4 separate regions of the Mus musculus genome follow, and all the other regions are linked to region 1. The links are chromatin loops, found by intact Hi-C in ENCODE. Cell type or tissue: left cerebral cortex. All regions are shown on one strand. Each heading gives the region's core, and the rest is flanking DNA. Links, peaks and the distances in the headings are about the cores only. Region 1 holds the start of Gm40159 (a long non-coding RNA gene). Region 2 has its middle 26 kb from the start of Gm33289. Region 3 overlaps Gm40159 (a long non-coding RNA gene). Region 4 holds the start of A830019L24Rik (RIKEN cDNA A830019L24 gene).

Region 1 (5,799 bases), core at 208-5,207:
GGCCATCCTCTGGCGGGAGGGAGGGGGCAGGGGGAGGGGGTGTGGGGGGAACTCAACTACCTTTGGAATCACACGAAGTAGTAATGATTCTACTATTTTGTTCTTAAGTCAAAAGTGTGTCTCCCCCGCCCCCCCCCCCGTGTGTTTGTACATGTCTCCCTCATTATAGAGGATGAACACGGCATCCCCTAATTTAAACATGAGCAATAACTCTTAAAACCACAGAATGAAATCTCTATGTCTTTCGGGGTAGTCGCACCCTCGAGTTGACTTCTCTTTAGGAGCTTCGATCAAGCCAGGCATTCAGAGATACTGATTTAAATCACACACTGGCCACTGTCAAGTCAGCATGCCCAGCACATAGCCCAGAGTACTTGTGTTGCTCTCAGCCTGGTACCATGAGGAACACAGGAAAAACCGTTGGCATCCAGATGAAGCGAGTGGTCTGCGTGCTCCCAGTCAGGTCACTCCTTCTAGCTTAGTGTGTGTGTGAGTGGGCTTTGTCTTCTTTATGACCTGAATCATTTGTGAACTGGCGCCTGTGTGAGGTGGAGAGTTAGCCTGTGCTTAAACGGATGGAGCCTTGAAGACTATAGGAAAGAGATACTGCAGTGGGGCCCTAGTCAGCACAAGCAGGTTAGGATGTGGATCGCTAATGCAGCCAAGTCAGGCCAACACCTTCCCATTTGTACAAAATTAAACAAGCAGACAATGCAAACGGGGACAGACTGGCCTTCTATGCCGTCACATCTTATAGGAAGTGGTGAGAGGGCAGCAGTGACTCAGAGCTTGGCACTTGGAACTGCAGATGCAGAGATGAAGTTCTAGTTTCTGCCATAGCACTGACCTCTCCATACAAGGCTCATTCTATCCCAAGGGACAGGGGCCAACAGGAATGCACACCATCTATCTGTGAAACGGGGTGGCGCCATACATGTGCCTCACTGGACTTCCTCGGCAGTAAGATGCCTTGGAATTCAAGGTTTAACATACTGTGTTACCACAACTCTCAAGAGATTTCTCACACATTCAGATGGAGCCTCCTTTAGCCTTCCAGAGCACTCAGCACCATTGTGGAGACTGGCTTTAAGTATCAACACCTAGATGTAAGACCCACTTAAGTGCAAAGTGAAAAACAGCCCCTCTGCCACACATCCTAAGTCCTTCGTTCGTTCAAATGAAAATAAGGGGATTTATGAAACGGCAGTGCAAATCTTCATGCTAATCAACAGAGCTTAGAAAAAAAAATCTAGCCAGAAGCCCTGAACACGCCAGCGGTGAGTGTACTGCTTCAGCCTGTTAGAGATAAAGCATGCTGGCGCATATCGGTCGGTCTAATTCATTCAGTTATTGCCACATCGCAACCTTGTGTTTGATTTTCTTATAAACTAATAATTTCTTGAATGAACTAATACTGCCCTAGCCACTCGTACCTCTACCTTGTAGAAGTTTTTTATTGTTGTGTATGCAACTAAATTGAAATATCTTTCACTTGAAATATTGACTTTAATATCTCATTTGAAAAATTCATGAAGCCTTTGATGTTAAATCCATACTCAATTTAGCCAAATGCCATTAGAATATGCAATACGCCTGAATACAGAAAGCATTATTGTCTGTGTTTCTGCAGAAGAATTACGCGTTATGACTGTAACGTCAGGATCTTTTTTGGATTTGTGCAGGAGGAAAAGAAAGGGAAAGAGAGCACATTAGATGCGAAATGAAAAGTGGTATTGATTAGGCTCTCATTTACCCGGTCTCTCCCTCATTCCCTAAATGCATAGAAATAAGGGTTGCGCCACAACAGCTAACAATGTTCTATAATGAATGCAACAATCTTTAGAAAATTAGTGTGAGCACGGATGATAGTGCACAGATGTTGCTCCGAGTGACTGTCATACATTTCTTTTACATCTCCATTTACATAAGTCTCCTTATTTCCTAATAGTATCATAATAGAAACACGACAATAGTTAATGATTTCATAAAACACGTAATGTAAAGGCTGTCAGAAAGAGGAGAACGTTAATTGAAACCTATGCTATAGCACATTAGAATTACATTTCCTGAATGAGTCGCGTTAAAAATATCCCGGTTGAAATGAGACAAAGACAGGTACTTTTGTCGAGAGAGAGAGAGAATCTTATGCTTTCCACAAATTAAAAATGTAAAATACAGATTATCAAATACTTCAAAACCCACCATGTGCTAATTAGAATGGGTTTTGCCTTTAGTAATTTATAGGTAGGCACCCCACGTCTATCGATCACATTTTAAAAAGTAAACTACGTTAACATTTTAGAGTATAATGGCTCCTGAAAATGTTTGATTTTTTATCACTACTAATTGAGTAACCAGAGCTGTGCCTTTTGCAACTCGTAGAGAAACAGGATGCTTCTATTTACCTGCACAGGGTCTATGTTTACATCTGTATTGCATGATACCCTACCTGAAGAAGCTGGCTGGACCACGGTGCTGTGTTATTTTGAAAAATACGAGATTTGCGTTTATGGAACCTAGAAGAGAGGAACCGGGTCTGACAAGTCACTGAGATAACCGACTCACCGGAAGACTTGATGCAGGCCTTTCCAGCTCCAGGCAGAAACCCCACATTGCTGCCTGCTCTGGAGCACCATCTGCTGGTCAAGACACACCCTCTGTCATCCTGGCCGGGAAGTGAAGGGCTTTGCTAGACAAAGGTCACCTCGGACTTATTTTAACAGAGTCGCAGAGCAAACTGGGGAGAGGCAGGCCTGGCAGTCGCGTTAGAGAAGACTAATTGGAAGCGGGCCAGCTCTGGAGAATCGATCAAAGTGGTAATTCACAATATATTTTTTAAAGATGAAAAGAATGCAAAGCCCTTTTATTTTTCAATTTTTCCCCCTCATGAAATGGGAAGTAAGAATCACGCAGGTTTTAGAATAAGACGAAACCATCTGTGCCAGACAATTTATTCTCACCTTGATCCTTCAACATCCTGTGCATCCTCTATTCTATTAAATTAAGGCATTACTGAAATATGTTTAAAATTGAGCACCATCCATCACAGAGATGGAGTTAGAATATCTACATAATATTTACACATCTCAACAGGAAAAGTAATTTTTCTTTTCGGTAGTTATCATTTTTGAAAACCCAGGTTGACTTGTAAGCTGCCGTCTGTCTCGTCCCTTCCTGAGCATTTCCTTGGCTGATGCATTTCACTGATTTGATCTCACTGATACGGTAATAAAATCATTGGTCACTCAGACACATGGAGCTGATCGCCATGTGTTAAATCACCTGCTGTGAATTCAGATAGAGGTATACAGATGGGACTCAGGGACCCAAATGTGTTAATCTGAAAAATCCCTGGACAATATCCCATGGATTACAATACTGCTGAAATATCCAGTATATTACTGCTAGCTAAATACTTCTAGAATTAATTATTAAAAGTGTATTTACCAAGGTTTAGCAACTATTTAATATGTGTTGCTTCCCATTGGGAGATTGGCCTGTCTAAGGGCTGTGGAATCCTGGGGCCTTTGGAATTTATTTAACAAATGATAAGCACCTGATTAAAAATAAATTAAATGCTAGTTAAAAGTATTTAAGAAGCTCATTTAGATTGTTTCATTAGGCAAGAGTTGCTCCAGCCCATCTTTATTGTTCTAGAATTACTAACTTTGCATACTGGGGCAAAAAAAAAAAAACAAGATGGCCGCCAGAGACGAGTTGTGTGAAATACAGTATTTCTTAATTAGCTTTTTTTTTCTCTTTTTCTCTTGTGAGAGTTTCATTTTTAAGGCAGTTTTTATTCTTTTTCAAACTCCATGAAAAGCAAGATCTGTACAATGCCAGTTAGAGTCAGAGCTGAGAGCAATGCTGTCCTTCTCTCTCATAGAAAACATGATTCCTTAATTTTTCTCTCTGTGGTTGTTTGGGTGAGTGTGCAGGCAGGCATGTGCCACGCATGAGCGTGGAAGTCAGAGCACAACTTTGATGTGAAACCTTGTCTTTCACCTTGTTTGAGAAAGACGAGGTCTCTTTGCTGCTTTGTGGTTTTGTATGCCAGGCTAGTTGGCCCATACACCCCTGTCTCCTTCCTTGTTTTTCCGCAAGGGCACTTGAATTACAGACCAGTGTGAGGTGCAGCATCTGGGTTTTACACTGTAGTTTCTGGGATCCAAACTCAGGTCACTGGACTTGTGCAGTAAACATTTACCCACTGAGCCATGTCCCTAGACTGCAAACAGGATTCTTCTGAGGCAAAAGACTAAAAGCATGTTGAAAGCTGGAATGCATGCCTTGCTTCTATTATTTCCCACGTGTCTGAAACGAATATCATTGCATCTGAGCTGCTTCTGTCTCTGTTTTGTATTTTATTTTTGTCATTTTTAAAAATGTGTAAATTTCTTCAGATTAGGGAAAATCTGCATTCTTCCCTCCTTAGAAGGCTTCCTAATTGTTTGTTCCTTAGCTAACACACTGTCAGTGTCTGAGAGTAAAGGTGGTGTATGTGTGTTGCAGATTTGGGGAGCAGATCTGTTAAGATGGTCTGGAGCAGAAGTGAGTTAGGGCAGAGTACATAGGTCAGGCTCTGGGGAAGTGATGTACTGGCTTTCTCCAGTAGTGCTGGCTCCTTCTTGTTATTCACAGCCACCGCTGTAGCAGAGAGGATCTCTGGGGTGAACATTTGAGGAGCCCTTACATAACAATCTAGACAGATTAATAAAAAGTAAGGCAGATAGATGAGATTTATTCAGACAAGACATTCCTGTTAGTGGTCAAATATCTAAAGAGGAAGTAACAATCTGAAATCACAACCTACACTTCCATCACAGGAAAGGCACAGTAGAACCCCATCCTAGATTGATAAAGTGCCAGTAAATAAGAGACCCTGATCACGGTCCAGAGTCTGAGATTGACTTGTGTGGTTGTGGCTAAAAGCTGAAAGTCAATGATAATAATTGAGTCAGTTTATCTTAAAGATTGGGGATAATCAACCTAAAAGACAAATGGAGTTGTGGTGTTCGTTGATGAAGCAGATCTTGGAATGTAATGACAGAGCTCTGGATAGTTCCTGCATGAGTCATCTCCAGGAGAAAATCCCATCTGGACATACAGACATCCAGCGGGTAAGGGCATGGAAAAGGGAACTTCCAGTTAATAAGGGTAGATTTAGCACTCCATGAGGAGTGAATATGTGATAGATGAATTAGGAAAACAGAATGAGCCTTGGCAGTAGTTGGTCATGGTCACTGTTCAGGAAGCAGCTGGTGTCTTTATGTCACCAGCACAGGCTCTGAAACCTCACCTAGATCATCAGCTCCATCCTCATGGCTTCATGAGCAATGCTGATAACACTATCCAAGGGAATTATGGTACCACTGGAATGACCTCTTTGGTCTTACACAGAGCCATCTATCCTTGGAGCACAGCCAGAGTGTGAGCAGAAGTGGCAAGGTGTTGTTCCTGAGTACATCTCATTGTACCCAAAGTTGTATCATTCCCCTGAAGATCTTTGAAGATACAGAATATTGGCTGATACTTTATGGTGCCAGATAGTATTGGTAAATGGTGAGCGTCTTGAGTATATGAAGTGGGATTCTTAGAAGTCCATCTTGAATGAAAGTTGAAGACACTATTATAAAATACTATGGTTACTTTGCATTTCCACATATCTCCCATGCAGAGTGGAATGAGGCTTACGTTTGATATTTTACCAATAGTGGAAAATAAACCATTTTCTGGAATGTATTAGTACCAAAACCAATACCTCAAGAAAAAGGGAACAAACTGACTAATTTCTGAAAC
Region 2 (5,799 bases), core at 305-5,304, 380 kb before region 1:
GCAAAATAAAGAAATGGGACCACACCATGTCGAAATCTCATGTTCAGCCAAGGAAACAACGTACTATAGCACCCTGGGACACACATTCATTAGCTGGATAGTTGATCAGGAATCAACACCCCAACTTTAAAGAATCAAGTCAATCACAAATAAACAAAAGACCTGACTAGAAATGGTCAAGAGATCTGGAGAGACATTTCTTTAGAAATTTACGAATGGACAAAACACACAATGATGCTCATCATCATTAGTTACCGGAGAAGTAGAAACAAGACCACTGCAAAAGAACACACTGCACCAGCTAAATGGCTCACTGTGCAAGCGCACTTGATGGCAAGCCTGACAAACCATGTTTGCTCCCTGGGGTCTAATGTGGAAGGAAAGAACCAACTCCAATGAGTTGTCCTATGATCTCCACACTGTGCTTGGCACAGACTTCTGTCCTCACATAAATAAACAAATAAATAAAATCAAGTTAACAACATGTACTTATTAGTATGTTTATTATAAAAATGAAAGATAGCAAATGTTGACGAGAATATGTAGAAAAGATTAAAGCAGTATTGAGTGTTCAGAGGAAATTGGAATTAGAATTCCCAAGGTGACCCAGAAATCTTCTTCTGTACAAATACCAAAATGATATGAAAGACCATTTCAGAAAGATAGCTGCCCTCTACATTCATTGGAACATTACACAAAATAGGCAAAATATGTAATAGCCAACCAATATTGTCAATAGATAAGAAACCAAGGCATATATGGACAGTGGCATATTATGCACTTAAAAAATATCTTGCCATTTGCTAAAATCTTGAAGAATCTTGATATTATGCCAAGTGATAGAAAACAAATACAGAAAGGAATCCATTCCCTGAACTCATATGTGGAAGCTATTCTTTTTCCAGTACTGGGTACTGAACTCAGCCTTGTACATGCTAGGTGAGTCCTATACTACATAGCAGCACCTGCAATATATGTGTGTATATATGTATATGTATATGTGTATATATATATATGTATATGTGTGTATATATGTATGTGTGTGTGTGTGTGTGTGCATGTGTGTGTGTACGAATATAGTTGTAGAGATTTGTAGATTTGTAGAGATTTGTAGAGAACAGAGTGGTGGTAATCAGTGAGCAGGAATCAAAGACGGTAGGTGAATTATCTAAGCTTCTTTGTTTCTGAAGTAAAATATTCTGACCAAAAGCAACTTAGGGGGGGAAATGGATTCTTTTGGGCTTACAGCTTACAGTCCATCATCAGAGAAGCTATGACAGGAATCTAGAGGCAGGAAGTGAAGCTGAGACAAGTAGCATAAAGACATCTAGAGATTGAATGCACACACCAAGAGTGCAGGTTAGAAAATTATGCTGTTTTGGGAACTCATGCTAAATGACTAGATGTGAGCTGTTCTTCCTAAAGAAAGTAAAGCTGGTAATAATTTTGATGACAGATATTAATTTGCTTTATTATTATAATCTAGGTGGCTTACAACACACACACACACACACACACACACACACACACACATGCGCCGCTGTATGTCTTAAATAAACACAATTAAATTTATTGTGGCAAACAATGAAAAGTCTTGGCCTTGGGGTGCACCTCGTGGTTGAATACTTTCCTAGTACCTGCAAAGCCTTTGTCCACAATGGGAGTAATCCCATTGAACTTTTAGGAACAATTCTACATAAAGGGAAATTATAACCTATCCCAACTCTAGTATGAGCTGCATACGGTTTGTATCCAGTCACTACTATTTAATCTATTGTTTCTAGAGCAGAATATCCTTTTGATCCATCTCATAGGTAGGGTATAGTTTCATGGCGGCAGGGACTGGTGTGTTTTGCCCATGGTTGTGTACCCAAAGCTTTCCTTACTTCAGATGAGAGTGGATTCTCAGTGTACTAAACACTAAGTTACACACTGATAACTTGGACACACACACACACACACAGAGGACATCTGCTGAAGGGCTCCCAGTCTTAGCTGGAGGGTCTGACACACAAACAAGCCAGCTGTCAGGTGATAACTGAACATGTTTCCATTGTTTCAGGATCACTGAAGGGGAGAGCCCTGGGTGGCCTTGGCAAATAGTGTGGGTGGATGGAGGGAGGTGGGCCTTCTAGAATCTTCCTCCTCTGAAATTGCTTATTTAGAAATGTAAGTTGGGTGAGTTGGGGAGCACCCTCATAGAAGCAGGGGGGAGGGGAGATGTGATAGAGGGTTTGCGGAAGGGAAATTGGGAAGGGGTATAACATTTAAAATGCAAATAAATAAAATAACCAATAATTATAGTAATAATAATAATAATAAATGCGTTTTCAAAAAGATTCTAAAGTATAGTTCTTGACAACAGCCATCTGCCAGCTGAGTGTTTCTTGAAAACACAAAGCCTTCCGACTTCTCTAGAGTCATGTTTCCCACCTTTTAGCCTTTTATTTTATTCAGAAGAAAATGTGAAAGAAGTAGAGATTGTTTTTGAATATGGATTTTCTGAGTATTGGCCACATTTAAATTATAATAAAATCCGCTGAAAAGATGACACAAATTTGGTTATTCAAAAATAGTCTTTTGAGGCCATCAGGAAAATTAGCTGAAATTAGCTGACTGCAGGAAAAAGAAGAGAAAACAAAGGAAGAGGGGGAAAGAGAAACAGAGAAAAAGAAAGAAAAAGAAAATGGAAAACTTGTTACATTCCCCACCAGAGGGAGACAATTTTTTCCATTTGCCTTTCAAAACCCTAAATTCCATTTGAGGCAGATTTGAAGAGGCCAACCCACGGTTTACAGGGGTTGATTAATACCCAGAGGGAGAAAACAAACTTACAAATCTAATTTGTTTACTTTTGCCTTTTAATATCACATTATTTTTTGAGAACTGAGTTCTGCTCTGCCAGCAGGGCTGATGCTGTTTGGCATGGAACCTGAAGGGTTACTTGTTTTTTGCTGTCGACTTTATCTCTAATTATGTTAGTATGGATTCAGATAGGACACTGATAATATAACAACATGGAATAACTTAGCATTAATTATTTCCTGTAGTAAGACATTTGCAAATCAGCCCTAAACTAACAGAGACAAGGGGCATGATGCTGGTAGAGAAAGGGGAAGCGGTAGCAATGTGTTTCCTTGATGTTGGAATAAATGACAGTTCTTTAAAAAAATTAAAATTGGTTTACAGTAGTTATTAATTTAGGAAAATTGACACATAGACCAAGGTTCTTTCCTATGGTGTGTCTGTGCTCAGGATAAGTAAACATTTTATCAAAACTACAGAAAGTTATATAATAAGGTAAGACCTATTGTAGTTTTAAGGCATCCAATATCATGTCCAATTTAATAATGAGTGTTAGGTCCACATGTCCGGCGTAATTACCTGTACATTTCCTTCTCCCCAGTGGCTCCTTATGGAAACCAGTTCAAATCTGACCTTGTGGAAATGACTAAAAATTACTCCAAATAATTGTACAAATTTAATTAGTACGTGGCCAAATCTCAGCTCAGACCAGGTGACTGGAAGTGCTGCTTAAACAGCCATAAGGCTCACTACAATTTCTGTTTCCTTATGTTCCTCATGTCCAGAGTATGTCCAACTGAATGACATATGCAGTAACGCCCAGATGGTAGGTTTGAATGTGGGCTAATGTGGCAGAGCCAGGTAGAGCATTTGTCAAGTTAGGAGCAGAGCATCCTGACCCTGGGAGGGTAGATGGATGCTGTGAGAAACCATGGATGATACTTAACTTTCACTCGCCCGAGGTGTCGTTTAATCAGCAAGCACTCTTCATAATTTCGCTTTCCTATTTGTCAAGATCTCAATATTTTTTCAATATGAGGCCTGCTCCAGTGTACTTTACATGACACTTTATAATTAGTGGTACTTGAGAATTTGTCAGTTTTAAAAATTCATACAACATTCTTAGTTACAATTTATAAATGATTTTAAAGTATAATTAACATTCATCTTTACAAGTTATATGCAAACAAATATGCAAATTTCAAAATAAATATGCAAACATATAAAATGTTTTTGAATTAAGTAGTCCTTAACATTTTTAATGAAATCAATATTTTATTCATATTTTGCACACAATTTTGAGCACTTGCTGATTTGGGGGGGTTCCTCCGCATATAGGCGTTTGCATATTACATCCTGTAACTACCAGCAACAGGAGGCAAATGAGAATGAGGTCCCTGTCTTGAGGAAAGCTAAGGGGTGATTCCACAGAGAAACATGATAGGTGCCGTCAGGTGGATTGGGGATTCAATTAAAATGGCTTTTGTGCTTCTTTAACTCTTAAACTTACTTCTTCAAGACCAGACACCAGGGAGGTAGGTAAAGCTAAAACGGCAAGGAAACAACCCTTAACCTCTGTGCTGATAACAAATAGAGTCCAAGAAGTGCAATTCATGGTTATGAATTTTTAAATTGTGTTTTTTATTATTAAAAATATTTTTACAATTTAAATATTTTTATTATGACCTTCTCCTCCTCCAGGTCTTTCCAGATCCTCCACTCTCCTACTCACCCAACTTTAAGTTCTCTCTCACAAAACCAGAAACTCAAACGCAACAACAAAACCAAGGAAACAAAATAAACCAAACCAAAAAGAAAAAAACAAACAAACAAACCACACAAGTTATAGACTCAATGTCTAGTTATTATTTTTAATTTAAATTCTTTCAATAAGTAATTTACTCTAGGTCCATTGGTCACTCGTTCAACTGTAAACATCCTTCATTCTTGGCTTTTTGTCACCCCTATATCTTCCTACCAAGGCTCTTCTTTTCCGAATGCATATTGTGTTGTAAGTTAATCAAAGATTTGTATGGGTATTCCTCTTGTTGATTATTCTCAATGGTCACACTACTCTGGGTGGTATGTTTATATAGGGCCTGATCTGAGGTCAGTAGCTCGTGTTTTATTACTTTTGAATATTTAAATTTGGGTTTGAGACATAGTCTCACTGTATCATCCTAGTTTGTCTGGAACTTGCTATGTAGACTAGGCTGGTCTTGAACTCACAGAGAAGAACCTACCTTTGTCTCCTTAGTGTCACAACTAAGGTTGTTGAACACCATGTTTAGCTTCTATCTAGGATACAAAGAACATCAAGCAAGACTTAATCACTAGTGCTTGGTTTAAGCCTAAAATGTTTTATAATTTTATAAATGTCCATCATTAGTCTTTTTACATAGCAAAATCATATTTTTGTATTTTTAATTTCTTTGTTTAGCAAGCAGAGATTTTAGTACACAAGTATTATATTTATGTAATTCAACCATTTTCTCTCACCTTCTGTGTCCCCTTTCCACTCTGTGTCAAAATTCTTGAGCTCATCTTCTTAATTATTATTGTTATGTTTACATTTATATATAAATTAAACATGTCAAGTTTATTTCGTGTTGCTCACGTGTATATGGGTTTAGGGAAGATTGTTCCAGATTAGATGATCTGTAGGGGCTTGTCCCTAGAGAAGACAATCTTCTTCTCTCAGTAGCCATTAATTTCTTGTCACTCTTGATCTATGGGTGAGGTCTTACGAGATTTCCTCAAGCCACACTGATATGTCAACTGATGTTATCACTGTGCTGGTCTTGTTAAAGAAGCCATATTGTTGAGGTTTCATGGGTGCAGCTTTCTTGTTATGTATAGATGACACTCTCTTGCAGCAATCATCTTGGATGTGTTTCTCTCTCTCTCTCTCTCTCTCTCTCTCTCTCTCTCTCTCTCTCTCTGAATAAAGTTATTTTACTTGGGACAAAATGCTCTCCCAAAGAGCCATAGACT
Region 3 (5,799 bases), core at 357-5,356, 64 kb before region 1:
CAGAGGGTTTTCGTTCACTTAAACCTAGGCCTGTGCTTTGCTTATTATTATTCTAAAGCTTAGGGGAATTGTCAGTAACTCCCTTGAGAGGCCTTTGGACTTGGATTTCTCTCCATCTCACATCATTAGCGTGTGAAAGTCTCTGTTCAACCCTCAGCCATTCAGCTTTTTGCTCTGGAAATAGCGGTCATCCACCAGGGAACGGTTGCATAGACCTGTGGGTCTATGGTTCCTCTGTGGTTCCTCCCGTTAATCACCCTCGAAGGTGTGATTTCACTACTCTGTACTTTCTAGTAGTTTCAATGAATTTGCATATATTGTTCAAAATATATTACCACAATTATAAGTTATTTTAAGGGTTGGCCTATTATTAGTAATTAAACCAGAAATTTTGAAATTTAATGTGGTATTGTTTTGAAACATTGGATGTATGGATGTTCAATATTTGACTGGCTTTACTTGCCAGTCCATTGCTTTTTGATCATATAGCATACCTATTCTCTTTTCCTTATTTCATATTCTATAATATTTTTAGAAGACCAAGGCTTGGGAGGAGGGCTAATCCTGTGATTTGATTTGCTCATGTTTTCATTCATACATACATAACAAAATATTTCTTCACATCCACACTAACTTATGTGTGACCTTTTTTTTTGTTATGAATGCATATAATGTTGAACTTTGGCAGATATCTTGGGTGCTTAACTGGTATTGTATTACAGAGAGAATTAGATAGACACTCTTTAATCCAAGTGGGAATAATCCTAATGGTGTGTATGTCTCCAGGTGCAAACTGCATGTTTGAAACTGAATTGAAAATTGAATGATAGCAGGTCTGTGAAATAATTCTCATGAAAGAACAATGTGTGTGTGTGTGTGTGAAAGAGAGAGAGGGAGAGGGAGAGGGAGAGGGAGAGGGAGAGGGAGAGGGAGAGGGAGAGGGAGAGGGAGAGGGAGAGGGAGAGGGAGAGGGAGAGGGGGAATATTTTCCTATCTAGAATCACAATGATAACTGATAATTTCTGATGGACATCCTTTCTAGTATACAGATGTTTTCAATACCTTCTATTCTTGTTTTTAACTAATAAAATAACCCATTGGTCTCAAATTAATGATTCTGTATCTCATGGACTCAGGATTGGGCTATAGATATGAACGCATATGCTAGATGTAGCAAGTGAAGAAAAATACATTGAACATATTCAAGAACAAATAAATTATATTGAACATATTCAAAAACAAGTAATATATGATTAGATATATGAAATAATTTTGAAAGTTTGGGTTGATAGAGGAGTCAATCAAGTAATATGAAGATATAGAATCACTACAAGTAAGACTGGAAGAACTGAGGACCACACTGTCTAACATACTCAAATTCATATTTTTAAAGATAGTTAAAATAAACATCATCTGAAAAGTTTTGTTGCAAAGACCAGCAGTTTTGACCTTTGCCCCAATCCAACAAATACCTTGGGAGTGTACATTGAATTGAAATGAATAAGTGCTAATATACCCTGATATAATTTGATAATAACCAATTTTGTATTCAAGTGTGATCTGCAATAATTTGGCTCACTTAAGCTTACATATTTTTCAGGTGAATATTTGGTTCTGTCATTGTTCTTTCCATTTTTTTTTCAAAGATGCAAAAGCGTCCTTGGCATGCATTAACAATAATGGTCATGGAGCAAAGGTTCCCTAATCATGGTAAATTGAAGGAGGTTGCATAAAGAGCCGGTTTCTTTAAATTAGAGAATCCAGAGGCTAAAATTAGCAATCTGCACCATTTAGAGGGGAAAAAAGTTACCATTCAAACACTGTGTATAAAATGTTTCCTCTGCTAATCCATATTATAGAATGATGAGAGAAATTAGGTGAAATAGAAGATTAATGAAAAAAATCAATGACAATTTCTGTCTTCATAATAAATAAGAGTGTCCTTGAATCATCACCATTAGCATGCAATATAAATGGGAATAAGATCAGGTCTAATGGGAAAAGTGTGGAATGGTACCGCTCAGTGCAGGCAAAGCCCAGTGCTTAATTCTACAGCTATCCAATTATTGTGTGATCATATGCCAGCTTTTCCATATCTAGACTAGACATCAGCAAACAATTTCTGTATATTTGGGGGGGGGGTAGGAAGAGCCACAGAAATATATTTCTTCTTTAATTTCTACTATTCTTTTAAATGGCAGTTTGCAGAATGCATTTGGGTATATGGCTAACGACCCACGGGCAATCAGCAACTGTTTAAGTAAAATGCACTATGAAAAAGCTTTTACCAAACAGCATTTTAATATTTTAAATAGATTTTCCATTGCAGGCTCTTTGTAACTGGATTAGTTCTCTGATGTGTTCTGACAGAGCTGTGGTTAGGGATAGTCCATTAACTTTGTCTGTCATCTTATTTTCCCCAGTACCCAGCAGAACACCCTTATATTTCATAATTTGTATTGCTATCAGTGCTGATTTGTAAATGTGCAAATTATAATTAACAACGGCCACTACTTCTATTAACTATTAAATCATTCTTGCAGCTTATATTTTCCACAGCAGATGGAGCCCTGCTGTATGCAAATTGACTCTCCTTACATTGTCAGCGATTTTTTAACTTATATTTTAGCTTAAAGAACATATTTCCCCCTTCCCCCCAGTTTGCTTTATGTTTTCCATAGCATGTAGGTTAATATTTATTTACTGCAGATTCCCTTTCTACCAATAAGGATTTCATGGACTATTACATTCCAGCACACTGGTTTTGTTTCCTTTCATTAATAGCTCCTTAATCATCTTCCTTGCTCCCAAGTACAAAAGCTTGTTGTTTGTACCGATGCCACAGTATTGCATAAGAAAGCCTTCCCTCGTATTTCAATATGCACAGCAGAAGCAAAAAGTGTCCAGCATACCACCCTAGTAGGTTTTAATTTGAAATCCAATCTATGTGCATTCCCCCTCACTGAAATAAGCCGAAGCATTTAAGGTTTTATATTGTGCTTTAAATATTCTATTAAATGTCATCAGCTGATTCAGGAAAATGTATTGCAAAAATATTAGAGATGTATAAACGTGTAAATGTAATAAATGCTTGGGACATGGAAAGGAATGTAAAAGTCCAACATCTATCAGGTAACCGTAAACCACTAAGAACCACGGATAGAGAGTAATATTTGTGTGATATATAGTATCTTAAGCACAGACTCTTATTTCTGGTATTTATTGCAGAGCAGTTACATTAAAAAACCCACTAATATAGAATTATTGCTATCTTTCCTAACTGTGAATTCCTGAAGTATGAATATTTTGCTTGAGGAGTGAGCTCTAACTTTCTTAACAATGAAAGGATGTATGCCGTCTTTAAACCCGGCTGGAATCGGAAGGTTGTGTTTCCTTGACAGGTTTTTAATGGCAAGTTAAGACTGCTGGGGAAACTGCGGAACTCAAAGGCATTAACTGACAAATTAAGCAAAGAGTAATGAAAACTTGGATGTGTTAGAATCATCATTCATTGAACTGTAATTGCCTGAGCAGCACAAAATTAAATTGTAACAAGTAAGGGTCTTGACATTTCCCGCAATTTCTTAAAAAAAAAAAAAAGTTTGTACATGCCATGGGAGATAAACAGTAGTCACATGAAATACTGGATGTGGGTCTTTTAAACTAATTAATTGTGTTCATTCAGTGGGAATCAGCCCCTTTAGAAGACACAGAAGGTTACTGTAATGGTGTGCTTTTTTGAGTCTTTAGCATTGAAAGATTTTGATTCTTTGGTAGATGATACAATTCTAGGTAGGGTCATGGACCAGGTATAAGGCCTTTTAGGTTATGGAAAAGACTAGAAGTGACTTGTTCTTTGTGTCTCTTTCTCCCACTACACACTTCGTGTAAAAGAAGACACATCAAGAATATACAGATTGTTATGAATATCATTCTAGGATCTTAGTAGGTTTCATTTCTCTCCAGGCAGAAGAGTGTCCCCTTCCCACCTACATGAGAGGATGCTCACAGAGAAAGGGATATCTGGGTTCTAGCAAACGATTTGGATGTCCATACCAAATCTGAGAGGGTGGAGCAAAAGCCTCAGAAGTACAAGCGAAATGTAGTTACTGTGAGCTATAGTTATGGAACCCACCAGAAGAGCCCTAGCAACTTTGGTTTTTAGGTTAGAGATTGTGAATTTCCCAGCAGAGCCTGCCTCGGCTTCGGGTGGGAAGCTGTGATGAATGTTTGAGTGAGAAAATATGCGTGTGAGCTAGAGCATCTGCTTCTATTACTTAGTTTTCAAGAGGACACTGCAAGTCACGGAAATGAGTGGGCTCAATGCTGGAGAGGATCCAGAGGAAGCCAGATCGTAAGAAGACAAAGGAATAACAGCTTGGAGAGAGCTGTGGGTGAGTCTGAGGGGGCGGTGAGGACTCACCCCAGGGGCTCATCGTCTTCTCTGTTCATCTGGAGACAGCCAGTCCTTTTTAAGCAGCTTGAAGATTCATTCAAGATTGAACTAAAGTTTCCCCATTAAAATATTTCGAAAATGAGATGCCCTGGGGCAACAGTTTCGCCTCTGATAACACTGTGTGGAGGGGTGTCCTGTAACCACCAGGAATCAATAGAACAGAACAGAAATAGAACCAGAATCTAGCATGTGACTCCAGATATAAAGTTGAGTGAAGTGTTACTTTAAGGAGACTAAATTTCAGAGTCAATGCATTCCCTTAAAGATTTATGAACTATCTGCAGCTAGAAGGCGAGGGAGGAGTTTGGGTATTAGGCAAATGTCTAGATAATTTTGTAGCTTGAAAAAATAGAATTTACATTCTGGAGCAATAGCGATGACTAAGCTTTGTGTGAATGCACATAGGAGCATGTATCAGAATCACAGAGACAATCAGGCTTAATTGCTATTCCTTCTTCACCGGAGCTAAGTTAAAGATGGTGATATGGGGTGGAGTGGAGAAGAGGCTAGGGTAAATCAGGAGAAGGGCCCGGCATGTTGTGCTGTGATTGCACTTTTGCTTGCTATAAAGGACATTATATTTGTGACTTCTCATCTCCTATTTGCTAAAACCCGTGTCCAATTCACAAGTTCTTTCTTCCCTTGTTATCTTTGTGTATTTACTCAGCACATCTGTTTGTTATGGAAACTCTAATACTTAGAATTGGCCACCATGAAGCTAAGTCATTAGGTAGACAGAGTGGAATTCAGTTCTTTCATCTCCATTTAACTGGATCATTTCATGTCCCGAGAACCCAGTTGCAACTTCCCTACTCTAGCCATCCTCTCCTTATCTGCCTCTCTCTTTGTTGTCTTATCAAAGCATGTGAGTTCTATGGCCTATGTCCTCAGTACTTTCTTAGATTTATTTAACCTTACATGGCAAATGAAATTAAATAATAGATATTGGCTCTTAAGGGACTCTAGGTCATCCCCTTCTGATAGTAAATTTCCATCTGTGTAAGAAAAGAGGGATGCGGTGAAACCTATGCTGAGACAAGGGAGGTAAGGGCATCCCTTGCTTGATTTCCTGACATCCACTTAATGACTCTGTCTACAAAGAGCTTTGGATGATCGGTTAGAATATCAAGATTATACAAGGCTCTAGATCAATAAAACAAGCAAGCAAACAAACAAACAAGCACACACACACATGAATTTTAGCCTTGTCTGCACAGTGACCAAATAATTCTCAATAATTCTTGACATGACTTGATTGATGTGTATCCCCAGGCAAATCAGCACTGGGTGGAGAAGGATGTCTAGGTGAATCCTGTCACATTAGACAGACAGACACCTGTACT
Region 4 (5,799 bases), core at 586-5,585, 140 kb before region 1:
TTCCACAATATAAATTTAGTGATATGGAAATATCTAAACAGAATCATATTGTGTAAGGTTTGCAGGTGATTCATCTCCCAAAGAAATGAAATTTCTGATTGGATACTGTATGTGTAAAACTTCTTGATTCCTATCAGCAGAAGTAGGCCCTGGGCATTATCTAGCATGATTTTATATGCAGGTAATAGAAAATCCAAATCAAAGTGGCTTCAACAGCATGAGAAATCTCCCACTTCATACGACTAAAATTTTTGTTCTGTAGACCTCTTAAAACATCTCCAAAAATGGGTTGCCTTTCTTCTCATTGTGCTTTCCCAGCATTGGCCTCGCCCTAAGGCTATCTGCTCTCGAGACAGATGGGCACATGCTGATCCAACAAAGGCTGCGTGCTTCATGTTCAAGAAAGGGAACTTATTTTAAAATGACTCCCACAGCAGCTAGAAATATCCTCTTTCCTACAATTCCTGGCAAACATGCCTTATATATGAATGGCCACATTCAGTCATATGCCGGCTTCTGAGCCACTACTGTGGAAAAGAGGAAGAGGCACGATAATTAACTTGAGTTAATCAAGAGCCACTCCTAAAGAAAGACATGGAGAAAAGTTCATAGAAAAATTAAATATATGGCTGATTGTCCAGAGCTCTGTAAGGAAGGAGATGGGCTACTGGAGAGGGATGGTTTTTACGTGGAAAGGCAGCCAGATAATGTTCAGCCATTGACTTCAATACAAAATGAATGCTTAAAATAGCCCAGAAGGCAGATAGGCAGATCTTCATGAATTCCCCCTTCTTTCCTTCCTTCCTTCCTTCCTTCCTTCCTTCCTTCCTTCCTTCCTTCCTTCCTTCCTTCCTTCCTTCCTTCCTTTCTTCTCTACTTCCTTCCTTTCTTCTCTACTTCTTTCCTTTTTTTTCTTCCTTTCTTTCTCTTATTTTGTTTGTATTTTACATGAATGAGTGTTCACCTACATGCATGCTTATGCACCACATTAGTACAGTGCCACTGGGGGCCAGAAGCAGGCATCTGGTTACATGTAAATGGATTTGCAGTTGGTTGTGTGCCACCGTGTCGGTGCTAGAAATCAACATGGGTTTTCTGCAGAGCACCAAGTATTCCAAACCTCTAATCCCACTGCTCTAGCTCAGGTTTCTGTTTCTCGATAGAAAGACTAGGGAATCGTCATAGAAATGGGACTGGAAGTAGTTAACCCACCAAAGCCTAAACTTTAAAGCCAAAGGAGCCAGTGATAGCCATTTAACTCCATAGTACCACAACAAACCAACACTCCTTCCTCTTTTCTCTTTTCTACACAGTGACCAATGTTACAGGGGAGGCAGCTGTCAAAGCTTGATGTGAACACTCACATCTATTCTAGGAGTGATCAGAGAATCTTGACCAAGTACCCATCAGCTTGTTTGTCATGGAGGAAGACCACTATCCCTAAGGTATCTGGAGAAGTTGTCTAAATAAAGCTGTAAAACACTGCTTCTCAACCTGTGGGTGGCAACCTCTTTGGGAGTCACGTATTACAGATATTCTGCACACAAGATATTTATATTATGATCCATAACAGTAGCAAAATTACAGTTATGAAGTAGCAACAAAATAAGTTTATAGTTGGGGGTCACCACAGCAGGAGGAACTGTGTTAAAGGTCACAACCGTAGGAAGGTTGAGAACCACTGATGTAATGGGTTTAGCTTGCCAGTGTCTATCATAAACTTCATGAAATTTCAAATAGGTATAAGAGAGATATATTTCTCCACAACTTAGAGTGGAGAAATTAAATGAAGAAATTAACTGTAGGAGAGACACTTCCTTTGTCTGAAGATGTGCTGATTTAATTAGTTTTTATCAAATACTTAGGATATGCAATGTACTGTGTTCCTAACACAAAACTTCTAAAGATTCTCTCTCTGCCCTTCAGGGTGATATAGTCAATGCTATGCCCAGAAACAAAGGAGCTTAAATAAAGGACCATGCACTCTGGGTTTTTAGTTAGAAGGTAAGCAGAACTCCATGTAAAAAGGTCAAAGAGTGGGTAGTTGGTACGTCTGTGACCAGAGCCTGAAACTTCATTAGGCAAAGCCAGCCTGGGTATTTCTCAGATGCTTTGCAGTGTGTTCAGTCTCTAAAATGATCAACAAAAGGAGACCCAGAGAATGCATTCCAGCCCATGTGCTGGGGCTGTCCCTGGTTGAGAAGTCCCTGGATAGCTTTTATCATCATGAAAATCACGACTAACATAGCCCTTCAGTCAGTTCCAGTCATCACTGGGAGGAACAGGGGTGATTTCTCCAGCCACGTGTTCTGGTAGGGAGGTGGTAGACAGTGAAGGCAGCCTTGAGGGTGGCCCAAGAAGGCAGTGCATGATGCCTCTGTACTGCAGACTCAAATAAAGTGAGATGAATCCTAACTGCATAGAATGTTCCACATTTATGACTCCAGACAAGGGAGGGTAAGGAGTACCAAGTCACAGTGGTTCCCTGACTCCTTCAGGGCCTATAGAGTTTCAGATCCTTTATTAGACATTAGTTAGAGTTAGCTGGATGCTACCCTTCCTCATGAGCTGTTTTTAATCTGTTTGCTACTGTAGTTCATTTAAGCATCAGCAGATGGGGCCCTTGGTTCCTTTGAAGAATAGCAGGGATTGAATTTTGTTAATGTCTGGTGGGCTGCAGGAATTTTTCTTGTTGCATTTACAGCATCTAACATTTGCACTCTTTATAGCATACACACCTTTGCTTAATTGAGAAAAGAAATAGCTCATTAGTGACACAAAGGCCCTTGTCCCCATTCCCGTTCCACCCTTCTGTAGGGAAAACTTGGGTCTGCTTAGGGAGGGATGAGTACAGCACAGTACCCAGACAACAGCAAGCATCTCCGAAACAGCCAGGCAAGGCAAGGTCAAGGTTAATATTTCGAAGTCATGAACTTGCTGGGGAAGGATTTTGCTATATGGGACCACAGGTGACAATTCAATTGCACAGAGGTTATCCAGGTTTTGCGTGGTTTTCTTCCTCCTCACTCGAATTTCATGTTATGAAGAAGACACTGTGTGAATTGGCTGCTTCTTTAGCCCTTACCTGTGCTGATGATTTTCCTGAGTGATGTTTGTCGATAGTTCATAAAGAGAAAAACTGGTCCTCTAGCTCTTCACCCGTTCAAGTGGGTGAGTTTCAGCTTCTCCCAAGTGAGAGCCTTTCGCACCTGAAATGGAACAGCCCTCGGAGGGAAGAATATTCTCTCGTGGGCAGAAGAGGTGACAATACTGGGTCCTCCTGGCGTCTTCCCTTGATTTCCTTGCTCTTCAGAGTTAATCACTGTTTCACTCAGCCTCTCCTCTCCTCAGAAAGGGGTTGATCCAGAATTTTAGTTTTCATCAAGTATCATAGATAACCCCAGGGAAAAAGTATTTCTTATTTGTGAAACTTTGGTATGTTTACACATAATTCAATATACTAACCACATCTTCGATTAGTATGATTTAATTTATAGATCGAAAACATCTTCCTTAGCATCATTAATATTTGTGTTGTAAATAAGCCCCATGCTTAGGCAGATCTGAACAGCAAACTTAACAAACAATACTCCAGATATATCACTATAGGAGAGAAAAATGGGTGGGTTTTTTTGGTTTGTTTGTTTGTTTTCTTTGTTTTTGTTTTTACATGCTATGTTCACAGGACTAGGACTGTGGTCCAGTATTAGCCACTTCTCATGGACTTGTATTTTAGACTGAAAGACCATCTATATATTTTAAAGAATATTACAATGCACACATTCCTAAGTTCAAGTCTTAAATAGCTTGTAAATCAGGAGGAATGAAGTGTCTTTGTCTATGGTGTTCTCTGTCTTTTTATAAATTTGCAGCCTAATGTGGTAAACGAGGATACAGTTTGCAGATTTTGGACTTAGAGTTTACACTGATGAAACTAGTGTGTTACTTCTGGGCAGAGAGGATGTTTGCCTGTGGTTAGCCCGAAGCCAGTTTTAGGGAGGAATTGTTCAATTCTTCCCTCCTTTTGTGCTGACATGCTAAGTGATATATACGGAAATTGTGTGTGTGTGAGACTTGTGCCTTCATCTAAAGGACTGCTTGTGGGCAAATTTCATTAGTACTTGATTAGTACTTGCGCTAATTAAGCCAGGCACAATTTTGCCTCCGGTCTTCCTATGATGAGTTAAAGCTGGACTGAAAATGTGGCCCTAAATGCATGCATTGGAAGCCCATAAGCCCATATAATCCCACAGAGAATTCTCACTTGACTCCTCCATTAAGGCTCTGAAAAAGTAGAACAGAGAATACTCCCTTTCCAGTGCAATCCGAGTTCACTCGGATCCGCGATATGCTAATGTTTAGATTAAGCAGATGGTGAGGAAGGCGGTCGTTAGTTGAGGATTGTTTTTCTCTTTCTGCATATTATTTCCAAACAAACACTTTAAGAGGTAAGTGTGCTGCCTCCTCCCTTTGCTTCTTCCTGAGTGAAAAATGAAAGAAAGAAGAGCAGAGCTGCTTGGCTGTGACTGCCATTCTGTGTGTGCCCACACGTGCCCAGTTAATTGGGCTGTGGTAAAAAGTGGTTCCATCGCTTTGGTGAGAAAGCTTTGCTGTTTTTGCTATTTCAGAGGGAAAAAAAATGAGTTGTGTCCAGGATGAGGCAAGGAAGGAAAGGAGGTGGATTTGAAAGCAAAAGCTTCTTGGAGAAGAGAGCAGACACTGAGCCTCTTTCTGTATCTCTGAGATCTTTCAGGGCTTGTCAGCACTGACCCTGATCCCCACTTTTCTCTGACACCCTCCTCTGCCTCTTCCTCTTCCTTGTTTGGTTCTTCCTCTTCTCCTCCGCCTCATCACCCTCCTCTCTGTCCTTCCCTACTTCTCTTTCTCATCTTCCTCCTCTTCCTTGTCCTCTTCTTCCTCTCCTTCCACATCCTTCCTTATCCTTACTCTTTCTCTACTACCTTTTGAGTTTGCCAAAGTTATTTTTTACATAATATGATGTGTTTTAGTAACTTTATTAAAAAAAAAAACAAACAACAATCTTGGTAACCTTCAGAATTCCTCTAAGCTTGTTCACATTCTCGCAAATCAGAAGGTGCAGTCTAAATATCAGGGTCTATCATTTAGAGAATCACACCTCTTTAGGGCCAGCACTAGATATCTCTTTATCTCAATCCATTTTTCTTTAAACAGAGATTTTCTTTAGGATTTCGGAGTGCTGGCAAAACAAAAGAAAGAAGGAAAAAGAAGAGCTCGACGTGGAGTCGAGAGGAAAATGGGGAGAGAAAAAGAATTGGGTAAGTGTTGTTTGCTTTGTTTCAAAGGCAGTTTCCTTTCAGGATTTCTCTGGAGTTTACAAAAATGTTTAGCTGCCTTTAATTGTGTTTAGATACTAGACTGACATTTCTTTGCCCCAACAGTTAAGGAACATAGGCTCCAGGGCAACTTGGCTCACCTGAATAAAGCAACCAATTCTACAATTCCACCTTTAGCTAGGCTGCCCTTCATTGTTCATCTAGGACAAGGACCACTCTCCACGAAGTCCAGCTCTTAGTGGTCCAGGGATTTCACTCCCATCCCGAGTGTTCAGGAGAATCACTTACCAACTGCCTAATGTTTGATACTTTGTCAACACTTCCTTCCTCAGTAACTTATTCCCCTTGACTTCCAAAGACCAGATGTCTAGATTGCTCATATACTGGTTGGTATAGGTTTCATTTCTTCCCTTTTTAACAATGATTCTCAGAAGTGAGGCTTTCAAAGGTGATCTTCACTTTCTTGCTTCTCCTTTACGTGGCA

Evidence for each region. A loop is a pair of places that touch in the nucleus more often than their neighbours do. Peaks named below come from ENCODE experiments on the same cell type or tissue, not always from the same donor. Only the 100,000 strongest peaks of a DNase experiment are listed, where the experiment ranks them.
Region 2: a loop joins it to region 1, with 2.1 times the contacts of the local background. A loop is called at or near these places in 3 of 42 quality-filtered maps.
Region 3: it touches region 1 in a loop (2.3-fold over the local background); 4 of 42 quality-filtered maps call a loop at or near these places.
Region 4: a loop joins it to region 1, with 5 times the contacts of the local background. A loop is called at or near these places in 6 of 42 quality-filtered maps.

What each region holds. Positions count from the first base shown.
Region 1 is chr3:143,376,757-143,382,555 of GRCm38, forward strand. It overlaps Gm40159 (a long non-coding RNA gene), which reads right to left and starts at 2,683. Exons shown (of 3, transcript XR_867681.1): 1 at 2,566-2,683. In left cerebral cortex, for the core only: a CTCF peak has its summit at 2,640 (motif pointing left); DNase peaks (open chromatin) are centred at 797 and 2,628; H3K27ac peaks cover 1,522 bases.
Region 2 is chr3:142,993,443-142,999,241 of GRCm38, forward strand. No RefSeq gene overlaps it. Among named protein-coding and RNA genes, the nearest start is that of Gm33289, 26 kb to the left of the region's middle. In left cerebral cortex, for the core only: a CTCF peak has its summit at 2,725 (motif pointing right); a DNase peak (open chromatin) is centred at 2,791.
Region 3 is chr3:143,312,360-143,318,158 of GRCm38, forward strand. All of the region lies in intron 1 of Gm40159 (a long non-coding RNA gene), which reads right to left. Among named protein-coding and RNA genes, the nearest start is that of Gm33514, 8.1 kb to the right of the region's middle. In left cerebral cortex, for the core only: a CTCF peak has its summit at 2,544 (motif pointing right); DNase peaks (open chromatin) are centred at 4,310 and 5,199; H3K27ac peaks cover 2,538 bases.
Region 4 is chr3:143,238,345-143,244,143 of GRCm38, forward strand. A830019L24Rik (RIKEN cDNA A830019L24 gene) reads left to right here and starts at 4,711. Exons shown (of 4, transcript NR_040551.1): 1 at 4,711-5,095; 2 at 5,194-5,297. In left cerebral cortex, for the core only: a CTCF peak has its summit at 2,605; DNase peaks (open chromatin) are centred at 1,119, 2,373, 2,615, 3,182 and 1 more place; H3K4me3 peaks cover 362 bases; H3K27ac peaks cover 3,152 bases.